Regions from separate parts of the Homo sapiens genome. Here region 2 is linked to region 1. The links are chromatin contacts, found by POLR2A ChIA-PET in ENCODE. All regions are on one chromosome and are shown on one strand. The core of a region is the stretch at or near the end of the contact, and the rest is flanking DNA. Distances in the headings are between cores, read along the strand shown.

Region 1 (5,159 bases), core at 1,506-4,005:
GTATATCTTTTGAAGTAGATAATATCACTATGAGTAAAATCTAGGCCTTAGATTCTATGGAAAACGATCTATTTAATGGTTAGATGAGACTTAACAGAAGGTCTCCAGAAGTTGAGAAGAAATGGAACAGGGCGTTTCCTCCTCTATCGTTAAAAGGAGGATAAATTAGAAAAGTTAGGAGTTCTTTTTCCACTGTGAGTCCATAAAGACTGTTTTGCTGAATCATGCAAAAGGAACTGGTTTTAAGCCAGTTCACGTCCTTCCCTCCCTCAGAAGTGAAACTCCAGTTTACCTCATGGCTACAAATAGGATAAACTCCAAGAATGTCTTACCTTGGCCTTCCTTCCCCTCCAAGTCTTCCTACTGCTGCACTTAAGAGTAATTCAGTGACATGCTCCCATTTTCTTACCCATTTTCAAAAGACAAAAGGTTTCCTCCTTCAAGAGAATGGTTCCCACTTACTAAGCCCCAGAAGACCCCTGGAAAACACATATTTTGCTTAGTGAAGATGTACTATGAAGAAGCTGCTTCTACCACTTAAAGAAACAGCGATAAGGTAAACTCACCCAATGTAGCACCCAACCTCTTTAGTTGTTTACAATGATCAGGGGTAAGGTAGAGAAATACATTTTAATTTTTTCTTCTCAAAAATACCTGGATCAAAAATTGACAGTCTGATTTGGGATCATATACAGAATAGAAAATTGGAAAAATCAGGCAAAAATCCATGTGTTATAAACATATAAAAGGCTCAAACTTCTCTTCCCGGTAAGGTAGGGAATACTATACCTGATCCTAGGCAGACTTGTATATTAGTTAATAAATGCAGATATTTCTACCGTGTTCCTAACTATGGCTCCCTGATAAAGTACCACTTTTGATCAAATCTAGATGGATCTAGAGGCCAATAAACATTAACAAAACCCCAAAAAAGTATGGTTAGCTTAAAAAGTGACAGCATTTATAACTGTTGGCACAGTAAATACGTTTTATGCTAATATTTAATCTATACAAGCTAAGAGTTCTGGAAATAGTTTATGTTTCATGGGGATGGGGGATGAGGGCTGCAGGTAGAAATGGGAAGGAACACAACTCTAAAAATCCCAAGGATTGCTGGAGAAATATTACTACCTAGATCCTAAGTATAAGAATGGCCATAAGCTGTATTTCTAAAGTATTTTTCTGCATTCAAGGTTTGAATATTCCATTTCTCAACCTTTTTCTGGCCTAGTCCTATCTTTCACAAAGCTTAACTTTTCCCTATTCAGTGGCTGGAAAAGGGACTTAAGAGGTTATAAAGGGTTGGATAGGCATATGATGTGTAAGAATCTGTCCCTGGTTCTCTGCACAGCCCTGTCCAATCACTGATTAATTTCATAAGCCTGTCTCCCTGGATACTGTATATAAAAAGGATATAATCTGGGGAAGAACTGTTGTCAAGCCTTGGAGCCCCACAGTGTAGTGGGACCACTAGTACTCCAGAACCATAATATAACTAGACATGCCTGGAATGCTTCTGATGAAAACTAAGCAACTTCCAGTTTGCTGATTCAGGAGCTGTTAAAAAAAAAAAAGGGCAACACCGATTTACTACTCCTATCCATAATGGTAAAACTGCCAAGTCAGATCACAGGTCATCAATTTGGCTATCATCAGCAAGCTCATGTGCTAGAAGCAAGGTAGAAAGCGGAGGGGACAGTGAGGGGCAAGCCACTGGAAAACAAGAGAGTCTCAAAGTTGGGGAGTACACGTGTCCTGGAGCCTGGAACGGCCATCACTAGCAAGAATAGGCCACTCCAGCGGAACAGCGTCAGAAAGTCCTTCCCTCCAAGTGTTGCAAGTTCTGGAATCTCTGAAGGCACACCTACGCAGAGTGTTCTTGGCTCTTCCTAAAGCTGTTATCAAATCATATCTTGGCCATTGGAGGCGGCTCTGGACAAAAAGTCTTTCGGCCACCTACTTGGCAGCTAGTGGTTTTAAATTTCACATTTTGTGCCCAGAAGCCTGCAAATACCACTGCACCCTCAGATGATACGTTGGCCTTCCTGTAACCTATAGCCAGCAGCTGTGTCCTCCGACTTTGGCTTTAGACACCCATCCTCCCCAGGGAGCAAATTCCAGAACGGAGGGTGGGAGGGCGGTGCGACCCTGGGCACTAGTCCGGGGAAGTGATCGTCAATGCCGCCCCGCCCCTGCGCCCTCGGCCTGACCACGCTACCTGCACAGTTTACTAAGACGAGTTAAATGGACAACAAACCCTCCCGCGGGCGGTGAGTTTCCAGAACCCGCAGAACACAATTTTATCCTCCCCACCCCCCACCTTGGCGTGGCCTTGCCCAGCCACGCCGGAGGCGGGGAGGCCAGGAGGGATCGAGTGGCCCGCGCAGGGCAGGCCGAACGGGTGCCAGCTCCCAGCAGCGCAGCCGACGCTGAGCAGAGGCCACACGGCCTGGCGCGCGCCGGAACCAGTGCGGGGGAAGGCGAGGGCGGCGCAGGGGGCTGAGCGGCCGGGAGGACGGCAGGGAGAAGAAACAGGGAAGGCACCTCCGAGTCCGGCGCAACCGAGGCCAGGACAGGGCTACGCGGTGGCCACTTACGAGTCTCCCAGAAAGTCGTGGAAACGGATGCGGCCGACGGTGGTATTGGCCTCAAAGTTGGGAGCCACGTCCCCGAGAAGCAGACCTCCGGGCATGGCGACGGTGATGAGGGGGCGCCGCTGGGACAGCAAGCAACCGGTTGGTTCTGGCGAAGAAGCAGCCTGTCCCAGCGCGCGGAGGAATAAACGAAGGCGCGAGGGGCGGGGACTGGGGCGGCGGGGGCGGGGCCGCGGGAGGCCGGCCGCTGGGGGCCGGGCCGCGGGGGCTGGGCTGGGCGCGGGGCGGGGCGGGGCTGGGCGCGGGGCGGGGCTGGGCCGGGCCGGGCTGGGGCCGGGACGCGGCGCGAGCTGGACTACCGCGGTCGCTGTTGGTGGCGCCGCCGGGCCTGCGACTAGGTGGCATCCTTCAGACACTATAGGCCGTCTCTGCACACGTGATGCGGGGCTCGGTCACGTTGCCCCCTGGAAGCTTGAGGATGCGCCAGGTTTGACTCTGCAGGGCGTACGCGCTTTAGGGATGGAAGGAAGAGGAACGCGGCAGGAAGGCGAGCCCCAAGGTGGAGAATCGCCTGGGCGCGCAGGCTGCGGCGGCTTCGCACAGCCGCCCTGGGCGCTGCACGGGTCCGCGCGCACCCTGCTGCGCACCCACTCGCGGCCAGCTCCCTACAGAGGAGTGGAGTGACTGCTCGACTACCACCCCTCTTTTAGTGTGAGCGTCTGGAGTCCTGACCGCCCCAGCCAGCCCAGCTACGATGAACTGTCTAAGAGGATGTGGCAAGACCCAGAAGTATGGGTGACCTTATGTCAGAGGAAGTGGCTTTCTTATTGCAGCAAAAATTCCCGTACCAATGTCAGTGCTAGGGTAATGTAACTAAACTTTTATTTATTTTTATTCTGCCCTCCCCTTTCTGTTTGTTATGAACCATAAAATATTCAACACAATTATCTTGAAATCTAAATATAAAATTTAAAACATACTCTTTGAGACCTACTGTGTGCAGGTCAACTCTGTCACCCAGGGAGGTGGGCGGCTTAGATTCATTTATTTGCTATGAGCCAAGTACAAGGTAGATAAGATGCCTGTCCTCTTGGAGCTTTCCTTCTTGTGAAGGGAAACCGGTGACAGACAATAAGCACACAAACCAAAATATGTTAGACAGCAATCAGTCGTATTCAGAGAACTAAAATAGGGTTATGTGCCTAGAGGGTGACTGGGGGGCTGCTTTGGTTTGGGTGGTCTGGTCTGGGAAAGCCACCAGGATAATGTAGGTAAACTAGTCAGCTCACGGTAGGTGCTCTGGAAATGGTAGCTATCGTTTGGATGATGACACTGGCTCATGCAGTAACTCTTGCTTTGCCTGCTGTGTGCTGGACACTGTGCCAGGCCATACAGTGGAGAAACACAGTCCCTGCTGTTACAGGGAAGGCATATTTATATGCAATTATAATAAAATGTAGGGTAAATTCTGATGGGGGAAGGTGTAAATGATTGGAGTTCAGAGATGAGAAAAATCCTCTGGATGGGGCTGGCAGGTTTAAGGCAGGGGCATGGCAATGTTGAGAGTAGTGACTCACATACTGTGATTTGCGTTTTCATCACAGTGATGTGTTGGTGCGTGCATGCTAATCATATTTACCGAGTTCTTCAGTGACCCAGGACTTGCAGTAAGATTACTGGTAAAAATTTCTAGCCACTTCACAAAACCGTTTAAAGCTAATGTAATTTAATCTCTAATTTGGCTCCAAGTTTTAACAGCTCCTTGTTTTAACTCCCTTTGTAGGGAAGAAAGAGAATAGTTGGGAAAGAAGAGTAGTTTGGCCTAAGGCACTGTTAACAATATGTTGTGGAAATCAGCTAGAAAACACAATACTCTATAAATATGGAGAATGAATACAGAAACAGATTATTGATGTCTGTCAAAGGCATAATTATATTATTGTCTGTTGTAAATTAAGCAAATATAATAAAATACTCATTAGAATTTACAGTGCCAGAAGCTGTACACTGGCAATGCTTCTGCACTCTGTGAACTTGTTTGCTTTAGACTTTGGAGCATTTTAAATTGTCTTGAATTAGCTGTCCACTGAAGGGGGCCAGCCCCTCCACGCCTGTGGGTGTTTCTCGTCAGGTGGGATGAGAGACTGAGGAAAGAAATAAGACACAGAGATGAAGTATAGAGAAAGAACAGTGGGCCCGGGGGACGGCGCTTAGCATACGGAGGACCCGGCACTGGTCTCTGAGTTCCCTCAGTATTTACTGATCACTATCTCTACTATCTCGGTGAGGGGGATGTGGCAGGACTATAGGATAATGGTGGGGAGAGGGTCAGCAGGAAAACATGTGAGCAAAGGTCTCTGTGTCGTAAATAAGTTTAAGGAAAGGTTCTATGCCTCGATGTGCACATAGGCCAGATTTATGTTTGACTTTACACAAACATCTCAGTGCAGTAAAGAGCAGTATTGCCTCCAGCATGTCTCACCTCCAGCCATAAGGCGGTTTTTTCCATCTTAGTAAATAGAATGTACGTCGGGTTTTACACCGAGACATTCCATTCCCAGGGAT
Region 2 (5,159 bases), core at 1,262-3,761, 5.8 Mb before region 1:
TATAGATGAAGGGAAGAGGTAGATATGAGAGATACTGTAAAACTGTAAAAAGTATGGCAATAGCCTAGAAATGCAGACTGGTGAAGTCAGGGATTGGTGAGGCATTACTCACAAGCTCCTTCCTTCTGGAGAGAGTGGTGTTGCTCCTGTGATAAGGATGATGAGGATGAAGAGTATCTGTGTCTTCAGCACGCCTTACTGCTGTTGGTGATGTGTCTGATCTTTTATGCTGGCCTCTGGCCATTGCTCAAATTTATATATATATATATATATAAAATTTGAAAAAGTTAGGCTTGTAAAACCTAAAACCATTATGTTTTTTGTATTAATAGTATATGCATATATGACACCAGTTATATGCCAAATACTGTTTTAAGTACTATACATATATATTGACTAATTTAATTTTCACAATATTCCTATAAGGTAGATACTATTTGTTATCATCATCAGTTTACAGATAATGTACTGAGACACAAAAAGGTTATGTACTTTGCCCAGATCAAATAGTCCATAAGTATCAGGGCCAAGTTATGAACCCAAGCAGTCTGGCTTCAGAGCCCCTGCCCTTAGCCACTGCACTCTACTGCAGGCTGAGCAGCCCTTATCAGAAATGTTCGGACCACAAGTGTTTCAGATTTGGGAATATTTACACACACATAATGAGATATCTTGGGCATGCGACCCAAGTCTAAACACAAAATTCATTTATGTTTCATATACACCTTTATACACATAGCTTGAATGCAATTTAATACAATATTTTAAAAATTTTGTGCATGAAACAAAGTTTATGTTAAGTACTTACGTGAAATGTTCCACCTCTGGCATCATATTGGTGCTCAAAAAATTTCGAATTTTGCAGCATTTTGGATTTTCAGATTTGAGATGTTCAACCCATATATTCATCTATCTTTATATAGTATGCATGAATTAGCAGAGAAACCAAACCATTATCCCCAAATTAAAATTTTCTCCCATAATAAAAATCAAACAGTAAACCAAATTCCGGCTCTGTGACATCTTTATCCCTTTCGAATGAATTTTTTTCAGTAGTTGCAAACACTGGGAATTAGAAGAAAAGACAGGTATTTTAAACACAGGGAAACTTTAATCCAAATGGAAAGTTCATATTTTATCCAGTGTTTACACATAGTGTTTCCGTTCCCATTTTGGAGTTAATTTCAGTTATTTCTGGCTACACCCTAGATGGCAATGGAATAATTTCATAGTGCTTTTACAACAGGCAATATCTACGTCAGTGGATGGTTCATCTAAGGTCAACCTGGTTCAGGAAAGATATGCAAAGGAGAGCTTCATCCACCTCTTCTCCCAACCCTACATTTCCAGTGGTTGTTTTGTTCCTTCTTTGCAGTGGCTCCCGTCCTGTCTAATTTAAGCAAAATTTCAGTGTAGTACCTCCATTAACTGATACTTTTTATAAAGCAAATTGGGAAGCCAAAAGAATAACAGGAGAATGATCAAGATTTGAGAATTAAAAAAAATTGAATTAAGATGCAAGTAAACACAGTGGGAGAGGGGGATGGCGAGTCAATTGTATATAGTATATGTGTATGTATAAAACGCTTCTTTTCTGCCTCATTCACTCTCTTTAGACTGCATAAGCTAAAATGAGTAAGTTCTGACTCAGAAACAGGGTCAAAGATATATATTTTTTCTCCTTTGTCATCAAAAGAAGACCTGACCACGTGCACAGTGTATAAAGGATGCCAGTGGGAAGATTAACTTTACTGTCAGGCATTGTAAGGAAACAGAAACTCACATATGGTGAGATGGTAAAGGAGTTCAAGAGGAATTCATGGTAATATAATATGAGGAATGGGGCTACAATTGCGTCCCCAATGAGACTATAGAAGGCACACAATCCAGGCCAGTGCGATTTAACATCATGAAATAATCTCCAAAAATTAAAATCAAATAAGGTAGCATTTTACTCTCTTCTTGTAAATTTTATACCATTTTAATTTTTACTGGAGGCCTGCTGCTGACAAGGGTGTTTAAAAGAGATCCCCCTGGGTATTTTAGAGCTCCTTAACTGGATGGCAAGGACCAAATAAATGCCTTGTGCTTTTCTGCCCCACCTGTGCCTGCACCTGAGCTGCGCACGCGGTGGCACTGAGCCCTCGACTCACTCATTTGACAGGTGGAGGTGGGATGGGGAAGGCCGGAGACCGACCAACCCCAAAGGCGGTAGCGTGTGGAGCCGAACGCGGGAGGGGGTCGGCTGAGGCGGATTGAGGGGGGGGACGCCGAGGTGCGGCGACAGGACGCGGAGGACGAAAGACCTCAAGCAGCGGTGGCCGGCAAATGAGGTGGGCACTGGGGGACCCACCCTGCGAGGAGGCGGGGGCGGGGACGGGGGGCGCGGCGCGGCAGGGCGGGGCGGCAGCCGGGAAGCCCTCCTTCCCCGCGGCGGAGGTGACTGGCGGGCGGGGGGCGGGGGGCGGGGGGCGGGAGACGCTCTGTCCCACGCTTTCCCAGCGCTCGGTGGTTTAAAGATGGCGGCGGCGGTGGCGGCGGCGGCGGCGGCGGCGTTGGGGGCGCGGAGCCGCGACAGGAGGAGGGAAAAGCAGAATCTGTGAGTCGCCTGGAGGCAGCGCGGCGGCTGCCGTGAGGAGGCCGGGTGCGGAGCCGCCGGTGGCCCAGCCACTCAGGGCCAGGGCCTGGGCTGGGAGGGAGAGACCGGAGCAGCGCCAGGAGCCCGAGGCCGGAGCCGAGGAGGAATGTGACCAGGGGTCGGCGGGGGCGCGGGAGTACGCGAGAGCAGGGATGGGGCAGCAGGTGGGCCGCGTCGGGGAAGCTCCGGGGCTCCAGCAGCCTCAGCCCCGCGGGATCCGGGGCAGCAGTGCAGCCAGGCCCTCCGGCCGCAGGCGGGACCCGGCGGGGCGCACCACAGAGACCGGCTTCAATATCTTCACCCAGCATGGTGAGTGTGTCTGGGAGCCGGCATGAGAGCGTGGGGGAGGCCGGGGGTGGGGTCGGGGCGGGGTGGGTGGCGGACGGGCTGCCCGAGGGGTCGGAGGGTGGAAGGTGCCTGAGAGTGGGGGCGGAATCCGCTGCCATCTGGTCCAGTCCTGGGAGGCGAGTCACACCCCTCCCCCCTCGCGTCTCTAGCCTGGCTGGCAGATCCCGGGGGCGGAGAAGGAAAGAGAAGTGGGTTTGGGGACCCTGGATGGTCTGTCCTCTACTCTGGGACGGGACTATGCGGCTGCAGAAAGAAAGTGAATGGCAGCTTCAGGAGAGGGAAGGATGAAGGGCAGTATTAGCTCAGTCCCAGAGGTGGGAGCATAAACCCGTCGTTAGTGAAGGGGAAATGGGTTGTATCCTAAGGGATTGGGAAATGGGAACTGAATTTCAGGAGATTGTGGAGTACAAGGTATGTGTTTACGTTAGGTGATGAGCAGTGTCAGGATAGTGAACTGTGGACAGTGTCAAATGCTTTTCTGTAGGGAAGATGAAGTTAGCATCATCTTATCACTTTTGACATGCTTTTGTGGTTTATTTTGTTTTGTATTTCGTTTTTACTAGAAATGAAAGGCTTTGCCAAAGCCTCTGTACTATGCTTCAGAGTAGGACACACAATTCTGAGATTGCTGGCAAGGGCTAGAGGTTGGTGGGCATGGTTAGGACGTCAGTCAGGATATGAACAAGTTTTCCTTTGTAGTGTGTGCGTGTGCCCATATACATACATACATGTATGTATGCTCCCTGTAGTCTGAAACCTATTATTTTGATCTCATTGTCAATGTATTTTTAGAATAGTTGTCTCCAAACTTTTTTTGTCTTGTTTTTTTGTTTTGTTTTTGTTTTTGTTTTTTTTGAGACAGAGTCTCGCTTTGGTCCCCATGATGGAGTGCAATGGCGGGATGTCGGCTCACTGCAATCTCTGCCTCCCGGGTTCAAGTGATTCTCCTGCCTCAGCCTCCCGAGTAGCTGGAACTGCAGGTGTGCACCACCACGCCCGGCTAATTTTTGTATTTTTGGTGGTGGTGGGATTTTGTCATATACTCCTGACATCAGGTAATCTGCCTGCCTTGGCCTCTCAAAGTGCTGGGATTACGGGTGTGAGCCACCACCGTTCCTGGCCCAAACTCTTTTTTTTTTTTTTTTTTTTTTGGAGACGGAGTCTCATTCTGTCGCCCAGGCTGGAGTGCAGTGGCGTGATCTTGGCTCACTGCAACCTCTGCCTCCCAGGTTCAAGCGATTCTCCTGCCTCAGCCTCGGAGTAGCTGGGATTACAGGCGCCCGCCACCACACCCGGCTAATTTTTTGTGTTTTTAGTAGGGTGGGGTTTCTCTATGTTGGCCAGGCTGGTCTCGAACGCCTGACCTCATGATCCACCCGCCACAGCCTCCCAAAGTGCTGGGATTACAGGCGTGAGGCACTGCGCCTGGCCACATGTCTCCTATTGAAGATGTGCTTGAGTGTCTCTTTCGGGTATATGAACACTTTATGAAGGTGATATATGAGCTAATCTTTATTAAAATCACTTCCTAAAACACAGGATGGAAGAATGGATTAGTAGTTTACAGGGAAGAAATCATCCAAGTAAGCTTCACTTTGTGGGAAGTGTTACTATGCATTAAACTTGGCCTAGTAGGCAATGGTGATCCTCTTGCTTTACTATCTTATTCGGTATGTAAGATTTTCCAAGAAAGAGGAAGTCATGAAGAATGGAATAGGAAGACATTTTGAGGATTTGGATCTATGGAGAGGGAGAACAATTTGGGTAGAAGAAACAACTTGAACGGGAACATGGGAATAGATATAATTTGTTGATGGGCTAGTGAGGAGACAGCTGTCAGGAATGAAGCATCATTATGAGTTGGAAGAAAAAGATCATAGAGCAAAAATTGGAAGAGTCAAGTTCTGGTTCTGGCTCCACCTGCCTGGGTGATTTTAGTCACCATCTTTGGGTTTCTTTATCTGTAAAGTGAGGAGGTTGGACTGGATGATCTCTAAGATACTTTCTGGTTTTAAGATTTTATGATTCTAATTAAGAAGCAGTAGAAAGAAAATTTTGATAGGCTGGATGGGACTGGGTTATGGAAAATCTGGCAGAGAAGTTTATATCCATTTACCTGATTGGCTAGTCTTTACCTGAAAGACTGGCCTTGAGTGGTGGCAGTGGAAATGGG

What was found. ChIA-PET counts read pairs that join two places held with the same protein, here RNA polymerase II (POLR2A).
Region 2: POLR2A ChIA-PET joins it to region 1 with 10 read pairs in OCI-LY7. The contact joins the promoter of ABL2 here to the promoter of PRDX6 in region 1. POLR2A ChIA-PET finds 5 or more read pairs at or near these places in 2 of 52 experiments (HEK293T and OCI-LY7).

Annotation. Positions count from the first base shown.
Region 1 is chr1:173,474,931-173,480,089 of GRCh38, reverse strand. PRDX6 (peroxiredoxin 6) reads right to left here and starts at 2,755. Exons shown (of 5, transcript NM_004905.3): 1 at 2,598-2,755. The coding sequence starts at 2,692. It overlaps LOC100506023 (a long non-coding RNA gene), which reads left to right and starts at 2,935. Exons shown (of 3, transcript NR_037845.1): 1 at 2,935-3,458. RefSeq lists enhancers at 2,557-2,716, 3,214-3,750 and a silencer at 2,787-2,956.
Region 2 is chr1:179,227,029-179,232,187 of GRCh38, reverse strand. ABL2 (ABL proto-oncogene 2, non-receptor tyrosine kinase) reads left to right here and starts at 2,511. Exons shown (of 12, transcript NM_007314.4): 1 at 2,511-2,947. The coding sequence starts at 2,791. RefSeq lists a silencer at 2,596-3,005 and an enhancer at 2,461-3,217.